Linked DNA regions of Homo sapiens: all the other regions are linked to region 1. Evidence: chromatin contacts called from ENCODE Hi-C or POLR2A ChIA-PET data. All regions are on one chromosome and are shown on one strand. The core of a region is the stretch at or near the end of the contact, and the rest is flanking DNA. Distances in the headings are between cores, read along the strand shown. Region 1 holds the start of ZBTB7A (zinc finger and BTB domain containing 7A). Region 2 overlaps GNA15 (G protein subunit alpha 15). Region 3 holds the start of NCLN (nicalin). Region 4 holds the start of MYDGF (myeloid derived growth factor). Region 5 holds the start of FZR1 (fizzy and cell division cycle 20 related 1).

Region 1 (2,662 bases), core at 61-2,560:
AGGGCGATGCAAATTACCCCGGATCTGGGTCCGCCCGCCCGCCTCCCCCACGCCCGGGCCCGGCCTGCGCTAGGCCGCGCATCCCCGGGCTCGCCTGCACCGCGCGGCCGCCCGGGCCGCCGCCCTCCCCGGGGAGCGCGGGGAGGGTGACCCCCCCCCCACGGGCGGGGGGCCGAGGGGAGGGGGGCTGGGGACGGTTACACAACCAGGCGGGGAGGGGCCCCGGGGCGGGGAGGGGGCCGGCCCGCGGGCCGCGCAGCCGGAAGCCGGGACCGCCACCGGCCCCCGGCGAGGGGAGCCCGGCTCCAGGCCCCGCCCCCTGGCGGGCTGGCCCCGCCCCCGCGCCGCGCCGCGCGATCGGCCCGCGCCCATTGGCTCTCCGGCCCGCCGCTCACCGCCCCTCCTCCGCACCGCCCCTACCCGCAGGCCGCGGCGGGCTGTCGGCGCGGGGCACCCTGGGACTTGTAGTCCAAGCCGCTTGCCACCTGCCGGCTGCAAACGGCGGAGGGACTACGAAGCCCAGAGGTCCCTGCGGCCCTGCCCGCCCACCCGGACACCCCACCCCTTCCCCCTCCTTTCCGAAGCCCCCCTCCCTGTTTTTTCAGCCCCCTCCCCCCCATCCCCCATGGAGCTCAATCCTGGCCAACTCCAACGTATGCACGCAGCACCGAATAGGCCCCCGGGGGGCGAGAGCGCCCCTCGTCTTCAGCTGGAAACTTAGCAGGCGACGCGCCCCCCTATCTCCCCACGCCGGCTCCCCCCACCCTCAATGCAGCCCTGCTTCCCCTCCCCCGCTCCCCGCGCGCCTGGGAGCCCCGAAAAGCCATGCACCCGGGTTGGGGGGGGCTGGCGCACAAGCTCATGCACTTAGCCCCCAATCCCCCCTTCCCGGGCGGCGCCCCCTCCCCGCGCTCGGGATCCAGGGCGCCTCCAGCCTCCGGGCAGCTGCCAACCACCCCTTCCTCTGAAACTTGGGGGAACGTCCCCGGCTCCCCGGATCTCCCCTTCCCGAGGGGGCAGCGGTGGCCGCAGCGACCCCCGCCCGTCCCCGCCCTGCACCCCGTGCCGGGGGCCGCGCCGGGCGCTGACTTACCTCGCGGGGCCGGGCCGGGGCGCGCGGGGCCGGGGCCCGAAGTTGGGACTGGGCTCCCTCGGCCGCTCGCCTCCGGGGTCCGCGGCGCTCGCTCTGCCCGCGTCGCGCTGCCCTGGTCGCTCCCTCGCGCGGCGGCGGCGGCGTCACTGCCCCTACAGTAACTGTACAGTACAGCCAAAGCCCCGTATGATGCTCGCGACTCCCTTCCTGGTTTCTCCGAGGGCAAGAGGGGTCCTCCCTTGTCTTAAAGGTGCCGCAGCCGCCGGCCCCCCCACGCCCAGCCCGCCCCCCCCAGCCTGGCCTCGGAGGCCAGAACAGGCTCGGCAGGTCCCCTCTTGCCACGTCTCTGCCCTCCCGTGGGGCTTCGCCCGCTGCGCCGGGGAGACCGGGCTGTTATTAGGTTTTGTCAAGTCGGGGGGGGGGGTCCGGCCCGCCCCGGCGCGCCCCCCCGCCTCTGACCTCTCCGCCCCGCCGCGCGGCGCCGTGCCAGCTTGCCAGCTTATCTGGCCCCAGAGCTCCCCGGGGCGCGGGGGGAGCGGGCCCCCCGGGGTGGAGGGGGGGTGGGGGCCTCCAGATAAACAGGCCCCCAGCCTCTGCGCAGGGGCGGGGTGCGGGGGGGCGCGGGCTGTGCCCCCGACGCCCGGGGCGTGGCAGGATGGCAGCGGGGGCGGGGAGCGCGGTGCGCACAGCGAGGAGCGACGCGGGCGTGTGGGTCGCGCGGCCTGGGCTGCCGGGGGTGGGTTGGGGGTGAGGCGGTGGGGATCCCCCCGCAAGGCCAGGCCCTGGGCCTCCCCGGGCCTCAGTGGGACTTGCCGCGCCAGGGACCCCGGGGGGTGGCCTTGCCAAGGACAGCCCGGGTCCGCGGGGCTCCCGGGTCCCTAAATGAAACCACCAACCTGCCCTCCCGCGATTATATAAAGGAGTCGCCTCCACCCCGCTGCGCTAGGGGCGTCAGCGGGGGAAGGGGTTGGCGAGGGGCGGGGAGGGCGGTTGTTTTCCCGGCTTCGCGAGTTCCCCCACCCGGCTGCGGGCCGCGGGGCGGGACGGGGACCGGGCCCTGGACGCCTGGTCCGCGCGGGCCGCTCCTTGGCACAAGGGGGTCTGCATGGCTCGCGAGGGGCGGAGGTGGGGAGTGGGGAGGCGTTGGTTCAGCGCGACTTTTTTTTTTCCCCTGTCCGTTTCTCCCACTTCCTCCCCGGTCGTGGGAGAGGTCCGGCGGGGGACAGGGAAGGGGGAGCAGGGCACGAGTGGTGAGAACGTCCTGGCCCGGCCCGGGGAGGGCTGGCTGGTGCGACCGCGCGCCTGGGGGGGGGGGGGAGGGCTCCAGGACTCAGTTTCCCCTTCCTCATTCCTCCAGACAGAGAGAGTACTGACAGCTGCTTTAGCTGCCGTTTAGTGAGCGCTTATCCAGTGGGTGACCCTGTTCCGGGGCTCACTGTGCCTTCATTCTAACACCTAATCCCAGGGTCATTATTATGTTTTATTATTATCTGGCATTCTTAGTACCAACACCACCTGACAGCGGGAACCACCACCGGCCTGGGTGTAGTGTACCCAGCCTGTCCTCTG
Region 2 (2,662 bases), core at 91-2,590, 910 kb before region 1:
CCCTGTTCTCTCTGTCTCCATCTGGGGCCTCATGATCCACAGCCTCTTCACATGGTTTGAGCTTACTCACAATATGGCTGCCTCAGGGTAGACAGACTTCAGCCCAGGTGGAAGCTGCTTCTCATGATAGCCTCAGAAATGTCAGACGTTACTCTGCCACATTCTATTTGTCAAGCACATCACTCATATCAGCCCGGATTCAAAAGAAAGAGACTCCATCTCTTGAAGGCAGCATGACACATGCATACAGGGAGGGAAGGAAGTGACGGCAGCCATCTTGGAGATAACTTGCCTTCATGTCCTGGGGATGCCGTAACAAAGTACCACAAACTGGGTGGCTTAAAACAACAGGAAACAACAGAAGTCCAAAGTTAAGGTATTGGCAAGGTTGGTTCCTTTTGGAGGCTCTAAGGGAAAATCCATTCCATGCTTCTCTCTCAGCTTCTGGTGGTGGCCTACAATCCTTAGCTTGTAGACATATCACTGCAATCTCTGCCTCCATGTTCACATGGCTGTCTTCTCACCATGCCTTTATGTGTCCTCTCCTGTTGTTATAAGGCCACCAGTCATTGGATTTAGGGCCCATACTTTGGTATGACCACTTTTTTTTTTTTTTTTTTTTTTTGAGACAAGGTCTTGCTCTGTTGCCCAGGCTAGAGTCCAGTGGTGTGATCACAGTTCACTGCAGCCTCAACCTCCTGGGCACAGGTGATCCTCCCACCTCAGCCTCTTGAGTTGCTGGGACTACAGGCGCACACCACCACACCTGGGTAATTTTTGTATATTTCTGTAGAGACAGGGTTTCGCCATGTTGCCCAGGCTGATCTGGAACTCCTGGGCCCAACCACACATCTGTCATCCACCTGCCTTGGCCTTCCAAAGTGCTAGGATTACAGGCGTGAGCCCTCATGCCTGGCCATGACCTAATTTAACTTAACTAATTACATCTGCAAATATCCGATTTCTAAAAGTCATATTCTGAAGTTCCAGGTGGACATGAATTTTGGGGGACACTGTTCACCTCAATATACAAGCAACCATAGTAGATGAGTCCTTAGTACATGCTTGACACCAGGTCCACAATCAGTAAACATAAACTTTGGTGAAGTCACCAGGTTTTGATCCCTGGTCTTGTCATGTCTCAGAGCCCATGAGGCCAATTTTAGCCAATTATACCCACAAGATTCAGGGTCTGGGAGATAGACGTCAAGTTGTTCCAGGATGGTGGCCTGGATAGCCCCTCTTCCTTGCCAAGCAGCCCTGGGAATCAGCTCATAGTTTAGAGAATTTGGGAACAGGATAAGGTAGATATTTTTTTCATTCAGGTCAAAGGGAACCACCCATGACTCATCCTTGTCTCCCAGCACAAGTGACTGGTGCACTCTTTGCTGACTCCCAGCCCTACCCTCCACTGTGCTAAATAATATTTGTGATAATAATAAGAAACCACACTTTGGGAGGCTGAGGCGCGCAGATCGCTTTAGGTCAGGAGTTTGAGACCAGCCTGGCCAACATGGCAAAGCCCCATCTCTGTTAAAAATACAAAAATTAGCTGGGTGTGGTGGCGGGGGCCTGTCATCCCAGTTACTCGGGAGGCTGAGGCAGGAGAATCGCTTGAACCCAGGAGGTGGAGGTTGCAGTGAGCTGAGATCATGCCACTTCACTCCAACCTGGGTGACAGAGTGAGACTCTGTCTCAAAATAATAATAATAATAATAATGATAATAATAATAAAATTGATAACAGCAGCTAACACATCTACCGCACTGGTGGAAGCACTCTACAAAGCTTCTTTAATCTTCATGTTAAAACCCTATGCAGGGCTGGGCACAGTGGCTCACGCCTGTAATCCCAGCGCTTTGGGGGGGTCAAGGCGGGCTGATCATTTGAGGTCAGGAGTTCGAGACCAGCCTGGCCAACATGGCAAAACCCCATCTCTACTAAAAATACAAAAATTACCTGGGCATGGTGGCAGGCGCCTGTAATCCCAGCTACTGCCAAGATTGCACCATTGCACTCCAGCCTGGGCGACAGAGCGAGGCCCCATCTCAAGAAAAAAAAAAAGAGGACTCTCTTCCCCTCGTTTGGCCTTGATGCCGCCATCTTCACAGTCCTGGGATATTTGTCTATGCGATTCCAGTCTTCCAACTGCACTGGCTGTAAGCGAGGCCAAGAGAGTGTCTCTCTTTAACACAGTTCTGCCCGAAGTCCCAGAGCTGGGTCTCATTGGTCCATTTCAGGTCACATGACTCGTGTGAGACAATCTCCTGTGTTCCCATTGGCTGGGCCGGAGTCGTGTGACCAGCTATGACTACAAAAGATGGAGTCAACGCACAGAAAAATGACAGGCGCGATCCCTGGGTCCCTTCAGTGCTGGTTACAGGGAAGAGGGTCTCCAGAGGCCCCCTGGGTCCAAAGAGGGAGGGTCCTCACCCCCTTCCCACACTGTTTCCCCAGGCCCTAAGCAGGATGCTGAGGCAGCCAAGAGGTTCATCCTGGACATGTACACGAGGATGTACACCGGGTGCGTGGACGGCCCCGAGGGCAGCAAGAAGGGCGCACGATCCCGACGCCTCTTCAGCCACTACACATGTGCCACAGACACACAGAACATCCGCAAGGTCTTCAAGGACGTGCGGGACTCGGTGCTCGCCCGCTACCT
Region 3 (2,662 bases), core at 96-2,595, 880 kb before region 1:
GCTCAGTGACCCAGCAGCACACTCAGAAACTCCCTTTCTAGCCGGGCGCGGTAGCTCACGCCTGTAATTTACAGCTACTCAGGAGGCTGAGACACAGGAATTGCTTGAACCCAGGAGGTGGAGGTTGCGGTGAGCTGAGATCAAGCCACTGCACTCCAGCCTAGGTGACAGAGACTACATCTCAAAAACAAACAAACAAACAAACAAACAAACAGAATTCTCACATGCTGCTGGCAGGGAGAGTGCTTGATTCTTTATCATTATATCTGAGGAAACTGAGACTCTGAGAGGTGAAGCGACTTGCCCAAAGCCACACAGCTGGGAAATGGAGGAGTTGGGATTTGAGCCCAGGCTCTTAATCGGCACCAATGCCACTTCTCACTTGGGACAGAAAGGAAGCCCTGACTCCTTAGGCAGCTGTACGGAGCCTGGGATGATAACGTGCTGAGAGCCAGGGCTACTGTCTGCTGCACCCTGGGGCTCAGTCTCCCCATCTGTACAAAGGGACGTTCCTTAGGTACCTCCAGCCCTGAGACACTGGGTTTTAACTTTAAATTTCTGATGAACAACAAATACTTTTTTAGTATAAGTATGCCCCAAATATGAATAAAGATAAATATAAATACCTGCCACCGACCCCTGCACAAACCGCAGGTTCCAGACTACAAGTCCCACAACCCACTGCGGCCTCCCTTAGGAACTGACTATCATGACTTTCTATTTTTCATTCATTCATTCAAAAATGGTATAGGCCACCCGCCGTGCGCCAGGTCTTGTGCTAGATGCCGGGGATACATCATATGCACAAAACAGACAAAAGTTTTTGCCTTCGTGGAGTTTGACATCTACATCCTCGGGAGTTTTAAGTGATTTTTGTTTTTCTCAGCAATTTCTGCCAGGACGACTACAGTTCCCGTGACCCTTTGTGTGTTTGACGGGACTACAACTCCCAGAAGACCTAGCGCGCCAGGCAGGCACTTCCTTTTCTCTTTATCCCCAACTTCCTTCCAGGTCGCAAGGTCACGTCCTGTCCCCACCTTTCGCCCCTCACCCTAGCTCCCCCAACGCCAAAGACAAGGTTAAGAAAGTGATATCGCGAAATAGTTTTTTAAAGCATTTTATTGCATTTTATGACTTGGAGTTTATGTGAAACCTCAACGGTATTAGCCGAACAGCCTGCCGCACCTTCCGGGAGTTCCAGAGTGGGCCTACAACTCCCACAGGGCTCCGCGAGCGCCGGACGGACGGACTACAATTCCCGACAGGCAGCGCGGCTGGCGGGGCGGTTCGCCGCGGTGCCCACAGGACCTCAGGGCGAGTGCGGGCTGCCCCGCGCGGCGCCCGCAGGACCCCGGCGGCTACCCATGCCGAGGTGAGTCCGCGGGAGCCGCCGCCGCCGCCGTCCCGTCCCAGCTGCCGCCCCGCGCGGCCCCGCCGCCGGCCAGGATGCTGGAGGAAGCGGGCGAGGTGCTGGAGAACATGCTGAAGGCGTCTTGTCTGCCGCTCGGCTTCATCGTCTTCCTGCCCGCTGTGCTGCTGCTGGTGGCGCCGCCGCTGCCTGCCGCCGACGCCGCGCACGAGTTCACCGTGTACCGCATGCAGCAGTACGACCTGCAGGGCCAGCCCTACGGTGCGTGTCCCCGGCCCACCCTCGGGGCTCCCCGGGCTCCCCGGCCACGCCACTCCGGCCCGGCGATCCCCAGGCCGATCCCTAGCTCCGGCCTGGGCTGCCCGACCCATGCTCAGGCCCCAGGCGAGGCAGAGCCCTGCCGCCCTGGACCCCCGGGCGCCCTGGAATCCCTGCTCTCCTTGCCTAGCGCCCAGGGACCCCCCGCGCTCGCTCCCACAGCCCCCGGCCCCTGCCTAGGTCTCCCTGCCCCGGAACCCATGGCCGGGCCAAGCGTCCCGCGTCCCTGGAGCCCTAAGTCCCCTCTCTCCTGTCCCCAGCTGGGCCGGCGTCTGCCTGCCTTGCCGAGTTTCTCCCTCCTGGGCCCCCTCCGCCCCTTAGGCTTCCTGGTCCGGGCTCACTTGAGCAGACGCTCCCGTCCTGACCTCCAGCTCCCAGGGTCCTGTTCTGGAGACCATCTGGTTGGTCTCTGGATTCACTGGGTCACGTCCGTGTTCCCAGGCCTCTCGCCTTTAGCTGACTGCGTTTGGAGTTAAAGGTCCCTGCACTGATTTCTGCCAGGCTGAGCCACCCGACGCGGTGGTCCAGCATTCCCCACCCCCTCCCACGGCCCTGGGTGCCAAGTGCATTTTGTCCAGTGCCCAAATTCAACTCCCCTGAATTTTCTCGCTCTAGTCACCGGCCCCCACGTCAAGGGCACATTTGTCCCCAGACCCCTGACGCTCTCTGGTCCCAGTTCGTGAGTCATGTTTCAGAATCTGCTAGCCCAGCTTCCCTGGTCTCCTCCCACGTCCCCAGTTCAGTCCACTCGCCTGGGGTTCCCTTTGACCCCCTTTCTGTCCCGCCTTTGATGCATACCCACGCCCTCAGCTCAGCCTCCTCACACCCACTTCCCAGAACCCCACTTGTTCCATCTTTCCAGGATTTCCTCTTCCCTTTCCAAATTCGCACCCCCTTGCCCTTGCATTCTGCAAGTCTCCCACTCAACAGCCTCGCCCCCTCCCGTCGTGGCCCTGACCCCAGTGTCTAGACCAT
Region 4 (2,662 bases), core at 57-2,556, 600 kb after region 1:
TTTTGCCATGGGACCTGGACAAGTGAAAACTTTTCTGAGCCTCTAGTTTCTCTCTGTTTCTCTTTTTTATGTGAAGCATTTTCTCATCTGTAACTTGGGCCTAACATATAAAGGACTTGGCATCACACCTAACTATAAGGAAGTAGTCAACAAACTGGCCTGGCACAGTGGCTCACGCCTGTAATCCCATCACTTTGGGAGGCCGAGGTGGGCGGGTCACCTGCGGTCAGGAGTTCAAGACCAGCCTGGCTAACATGGTGAAATCCCATCTGTACTAAAAATACAAAGATTAGTAGTCCCAGCTACTTGGGAGGCTGCGGCAGGAGAATGGCATGAACCTGGGAGGCAGAGGTTGCAGTGAGCCAAGATCGCGCCACTGCACTCCAGCCTGGGCGACAGAGTGAGGCTCCATCTCAAACAACAACAACAACAATTATCCGGGTGTGGTGGCACACGTCTGTAATCCCAGGTACTGGGGAGGCTGAGGCAGAAGAATTGCTTGAACCCAGAAGGCTAAGGATGCAGTGAGCCGAGATCCCGCCACTGCACGCAAGTCTAAAAAGAAATAGTCAAAAAACAGTAAAGATACTGTTATTACAGGCGGGGAAAGGGAGGCTGAGAGGGGAAAGGACTTTGCCGACAAGCTGAGTACAGGGCTGAGGGCCCGGCCTCACACCCTCGGTGAGGGGGGACCTTGTGCAATGGAAGGAAGGAGCACTTCCTCCCTCTTCGGAGCTGCAGCGACTGATTTCCTTCAGGCCCAGGAGGGCAGATGCCCTTTAGCCTCCTGCCGCTCCCATCACTGACCCCTCCCCACCTCTGCGTCTGGAGGGCAGGGGTGCCTGGACACTCCAGGCAGGCGACAGGTGACAGGTGATCACGCCCCCTCAACGCCGCCGGGGCCCACAAGGCCCCGCTCCCTATGAGTTCAGTCCTGCCCCAGTGATGACCCCGGCCTCACGGTCCCGCGCCCCCCACTCAGCCTCCGACCCTAACAATCCGCACCCCTTCTTCAGTACCCACCTCCGCGGTCCGCGCCCCCTCCTCGGGCCCCGCCCCCAATGCTCCGCGCCCCCTCCCCGGGCCTGCCAGCACTCAAATATCCGGGACGGCGGTGGCACGTACCCCCGGGCCCACGTTATGGGAGAAGGAATGCACGACGCCGCCGGGCCGCACGTCAAACGCCACCGTCGTGGGCTCGGACACCGCCTCCGCCGGCCTCAGCGCCACGGCCCCTAGGAGCAGCGCGGCCCACAAGCTCGCGCCGACGCCGTTCCACCCTCCGCTGGGCGCCGCCATGTTGGACTAGGGTCCTCAGGGCAGGGGCGGGTAGACGGGGCGCGGCGAGGGACACGTGGAGCGTCCGCCGGAGGCCACGTCGGCGTCGGCTGTCCACGTGACCCGGCACGCCCCGCCCTGTCCACCGCCCGGGGCCACCATCTTGGGGGCGGGACTTTGTCGAGGGGGCGGGACTTTTGCCGAGGGGGCGGGGCCGCCGAGGGGGCGGGGCCGCCGAGGGGGCGGCCTCGTACCCTAGGGACCCTGCGTAGCCCGGCGATCCTTGGAGGGTCCCTCAGGTGGTAATGGAGTTCGTTTTGGGGTCTCAGGGTCCCTCACCAGCCGTGTGACTGACTGCAGCTCTTTCAGTTAGGAGATGTACAGGGAGTGAGGGAAATCGAAGGTCACCATTAGGCGAACTTCTCATAATCGTTGCAGCCAAGATGTGTGTGCATCGATATTCAAAATTAGCAGAGGGAAAGTAGGATGAGAAGCAGGATGCTTGCTTTTGTTTCCCTCTTGTTGCCCAGGCTGGAGGGCAGTGGCGCGATCTCGGCTCACTGCACTCTCCGCCTCCCAGGTTCAAGTGATGCACCTGCCTCAGCCTCCCGAGTAGCTGGGACTACAGGTGTTCACCACCACCCCTGGCTAATTTTTGTATTTTTAGTAGAGACAGGTTTTCACCATGTTGGCCAGGCTGGTCTTGAGCTCCTGACCCCAAGTGATCCGCCTGCCTCGGCCTTCCAAAGTGCTGGGATTACAGGTGTGAGTCATCACGCTCGATCAGTCTGTGTATTTGTTAATAGGATTATGTGGGTGTTCACTTCCTGGCTTTGATAACCTGGCTTGTCCTAGGGGTTACAGACGATGTTCACATTAGGGGGAGTTGGATGAAGCGTATTAGGAAACCCTACAGTTTCTGCAGATTTTCTGGGAGGCAAAAATTATTTCAAAATAAAAAGTTAAAAAGAAAATAATCCCTACCTCAAGGAGTTGTTGGGAGGAGTAAGTGAGGGAATTAAGTTCCCACACCGGGACGAATGAACTGAGAATTATATATTGTAGCTATTGCTATCATTAGATCCCAGGTTTTCAACTAGAGAAGGAAGTCATTCTTTGGTTACAAATGGCTTAACATTTCAAGAAAACACCAGTGGCCAGGCCTGGGGGGTCAATAATTAAGCTGGTGTTTCTAGTCCTTCCCAACTGGCAAAAAACAGAATCCAGAGAGAAAACGTCATAGATGACTCCTAAGATGGGTTATAATTCACCCTTTGAGGAATTAAATCACTCTACTCCATAGCTACGGAGGGTGGTGAGCCCCAGGGAGGTGAGAAGGATCCCCGTGGAGGCTGACTCCTCTGCCAATGACAGAAGTCCAAGC
Region 5 (2,662 bases), core at 115-2,614, 560 kb before region 1:
CGAGCCTCATTGCCTCATATTGCAAAACACCGTGTCATTGTATGAATGGAGCATTTTCCCTTCATCTGTGGATGTACATTTGGGTTGTGTGCACTTTGTGGATGTTATGAATAAAGCTGCTATGCACATAGGTGTGTGAGTTTTTGCGTGGATGTTACATGTTTGTTTCTCTTGGGTAGATACCTAGGAGTGTTACTGCTGTGTCATGTGGCAATTCTATGTTTAACCTTTTTTTTTTTTTTTTTTTTTTTGAGACTGAGTCTTGCCCTGTTGCCTAGGCTGGAGTACAATGGTGCGATCTTGGCTCACTGCAACCTTTGCCTCCCGGGTTCAAGCAATTCTCCTGCCTCAGTCTCCCCAGTAGCTGGGATTACAGGCGCCTGCCACGATGCTTGGCTAATTTTTCGTATTTTTAGTAGAGACGGGGTTTCACTATGTTGGCCAGGCTGGTCTCGAACTCCTGACCTCAGGTGATCCACCCACCTCCACCTCCCAAAGTGCTGTGATTACAGGCGTGAGCCACCGCGCCCGGCCCATAATTTTTTTAAAAACCTGTTTTTTGTTTTTTTTTTCAAGACGTAGTGTTGCTCTGTCACCCTGGCTGAAGTGCAGTGGCGCAATCTCGGCTCATTGCAACCTCTGCCTCCTGGGTTCAAGGGATTCTTCTGCCTCAACCTCCCGAGTAGCTGGGATTAACTCCGTACCTCAGGTGATCCGCCCGCCTCGGCCTCCCAAAGTGCCGGGATTACAGGCTTGAGCCACCGCACCTGGCCTAAAAACCTGTTTTGTTCCCTGCTGTCTCACTGGGGCCTGGAGGAGCAGCACTTAGGAGCGCAATGCAGGTTTGTTGAATAAATTAATGACTCTCAGCAGTGACGTTTGTACGTTCGGGACACGCACCTGGTGTTGGGTCCCATCTGCGCTCATTAGGCGCGACGTCAATGCCGCACTGAGGTGTGCCTGGCTTCGATCTACCCTAGGAAGGGTCTGCCCTGGGGCGCCCCATTCCGCGACTGTCCCCAGTGGGAACCACGCCCTCCATCTACCAGAGCCATTTCTGCAACGTCTAGCACCCCGCGGGTCCTCTTCCGGCCGCGGTTGCCCTGGGCAACGCGTGGAGCCGCGCTTCCTGTATTGATTTGAATCGCGGGAGACGTCACGTCCTCCCGAGATGCCCAACGCGCGCAGGCGCAGCCACTCGGAGTGGGCAGGGCCTGGCTGGGTGTTGGGCAGGGCCTGGCGGTGTGTGGGGTAGGCGGGGGGCGTGGCCGCGATTAGCCGCGCGCGGCGTGGGGGCGTGGTCGGGTTGCGGGGGTGCGCGCGGCCGGCCGGGCGCGCGCGGCGGAGGGAGGGAGCCGGGAGGCAGCGGAGGAGCGACCGCCGCCATATTAGGGACCGCGGAGCCCGGGATCCCGTCAGCGGCGGCCGCGGCCGGGCCTGCGGGAGCTGCGGAGGCCGGAGGCGGGCGCTGTGCGGTGCCAGGAGAGGCGGGGTCGGCGGGAGCCAGCGAGCCACGGGAGCGAGCCAGGTGAGGCGGCCGGGGTCGGGGACCCGCCCCCCGGGCCCTAGGCGGCGGAGCTTGACTGCGACCCCCCAAAACCGGGACGGCGGGGCGGGCTGCGACCCCCACCCCAGCTCAGGCCCCTCCAGGAGCCCCCAGTCCCCTCGAATGCCGCCTCCCAGGCCGAACTAGGCCCGGGTGACCTCAGCATCCGCGTCTCCCGAGTTAACACCCAAATCCCAGCGTCCCCCCCACGTCGGGGCCTGCCGTGACCCCCACCCCGAGCCACCTGTAAGTCGTGACCTCCCCGCAGCCGCCGTCAGCGTCCACCATTCTTTTTAAAATAGGCTGAGCCCTGCACCCCCAACCAGGGGACCCCACTGCGCACCCCTAGAACAGCAGACCCCGCCTCCTAACCCGGGTGATTTCTCCCTGGCCTGTCATCCCCGGGACTTCCCAGTTCAGACCCTCCCAGCTTGGGTCCTGCCCACACGAAGCCGCCCCCCATCGCTGAGCCTGTGGTGTGCGATGGCTCGCCCAGGCCGCAACCAGCCCCTCGCCCCAGTAAAATGCAGTCCCAGCCCGGGACACCCGGAAACCTGTGTCTGTGGTCACTGTTGTGTCCACCAGTCCCCGCAGGCACGGGTTGAGTGCATGGATGTCCCCGTCTCACCTCATCTCGCTGATTTCTGCTCCCCCACCCTCCCAGCGTGCCCCCTACCAGCCCCCATTCCCCCGAAATCCAGCTCTCCCACCAAAGCCTCAGACGAGCTATCCGTGCACAAGCCCCTCCCTCCTCCGAACTGAACCTCCGTCCTGCGTCCTGCCCCGTGTCTTCTCCAAACGCAAGCCTGGCCATCTCGGATCCCCAGAATATGGAGTGTGCCCCCCATTCAGAGCCGTTTTACCCCTACTCAAACCTGTGACACCCCCTCCCCCTCTTCCACCGTCCAGACCTGTCTCCACCCCACGTCCTGAGACCCCCGATATGCAGATGTTCAGCCTAAATCTGTTTTGTCTTTTCCCCTGTTTTCTCCACCCCAAACTCATCCTCTGGTTCAGGGCGTCTCTCTGGTTCCGATTCCCCCGCCCCGCCCCAGTCTACCGGGCGATGACCTCATGCCTCTCCGTGGTGAGGCCCCCACCCCAACCTATGTGCTT

Evidence for each region. Hi-C counts contacts between places; a loop is a spot of excess contacts on that map. ChIA-PET counts read pairs that join two places held with the same protein, here RNA polymerase II (POLR2A). Pooled maps may share reads with other maps.
Region 2: POLR2A ChIA-PET joins it to region 1 with 16 read pairs in PC-3. The contact joins the enhancer-like site here to the promoter of ZBTB7A in region 1. A Hi-C loop is called at or near these places in 1 of 168 maps with a recorded cell type or tissue (B cell). POLR2A ChIA-PET finds 5 or more read pairs at or near these places in 2 of 52 experiments (PC-3 and activated CD4-positive, alpha-beta T cell).
Region 3: a map of gastrocnemius medialis shows a loop between it and region 1 (3-fold over the local background). The contact joins the promoter of NCLN here to the promoter of ZBTB7A in region 1. A Hi-C loop is called at or near these places in 2 of 168 maps with a recorded cell type or tissue (B cell and gastrocnemius medialis), 1 of 37 single-sample maps with no recorded cell type and 8 of 50 pooled maps. POLR2A ChIA-PET finds 5 or more read pairs at or near these places in 1 of 52 experiments (activated CD4-positive, alpha-beta T cell).
Region 4: a loop to region 1 is called in a pooled map, with 5 times the contacts of the local background. The contact joins the promoter of MYDGF here to the promoter of ZBTB7A in region 1. A Hi-C loop is called at or near these places in 1 of 50 pooled maps. POLR2A ChIA-PET finds 5 or more read pairs at or near these places in 2 of 52 experiments (GM10248 and K562).
Region 5: a map of CD8-positive, alpha-beta T cell shows a loop between it and region 1 (3-fold over the local background). The contact joins the promoter of FZR1 here to the promoter of ZBTB7A in region 1. A Hi-C loop is called at or near these places in 2 of 168 maps with a recorded cell type or tissue (CD8-positive, alpha-beta T cell and tibial artery), 7 of 37 single-sample maps with no recorded cell type and 13 of 50 pooled maps. POLR2A ChIA-PET finds 5 or more read pairs at or near these places in 4 of 52 experiments (GM12878, H1, MCF 10A and 1 more).

The regions. Positions count from the first base shown.
Region 1 is chr19:4,065,589-4,068,250 of GRCh38, forward strand. It overlaps ZBTB7A (zinc finger and BTB domain containing 7A), which reads right to left and starts at 1,311. Exons shown (of 3, transcript NM_015898.4): 1 at 1,094-1,311. RefSeq lists silencers at 1-611, 1,092-1,291, 1,302-1,351, 1,392-1,451, 1,662-1,771 and 1 more.
Region 2 is chr19:3,160,336-3,162,997 of GRCh38, forward strand. It overlaps GNA15 (G protein subunit alpha 15), which reads left to right. Exons shown (of 7, transcript NM_002068.4): 7 at 2,458-2,662. Among named protein-coding and RNA genes, the nearest start is that of GNA15-DT, 6.5 kb to the left of the region's middle. RefSeq lists enhancers at 2,116-2,410, 2,214-2,662. Within about 2 kb of position 1,341, at least 3 of the 41 ENCODE cell types and tissues checked have a DNase peak (open chromatin) inside an H3K27ac peak, as active enhancers do.
Region 3 is chr19:3,184,585-3,187,246 of GRCh38, forward strand. NCLN (nicalin) reads left to right here and starts at 1,346. Exons shown (of 15, transcript NM_020170.4): 1 at 1,346-1,630. The coding sequence starts at 1,447. RefSeq lists enhancers at 424-1,306, 613-752 and a silencer at 1,263-1,832.
Region 4 is chr19:4,669,036-4,671,697 of GRCh38, forward strand. It overlaps MYDGF (myeloid derived growth factor), which reads right to left and starts at 1,307. Exons shown (of 6, transcript NM_019107.4): 1 at 1,126-1,307. The coding sequence starts at 1,299. RefSeq lists a silencer at 1,307-1,696.
Region 5 is chr19:3,504,947-3,507,608 of GRCh38, forward strand. FZR1 (fizzy and cell division cycle 20 related 1) reads left to right here and starts at 1,365. Exons shown (of 14, transcript NM_016263.4): 1 at 1,365-1,528. RefSeq lists enhancers at 740-789, 840-1,099, 1,910-2,119 and a silencer at 1,420-1,569.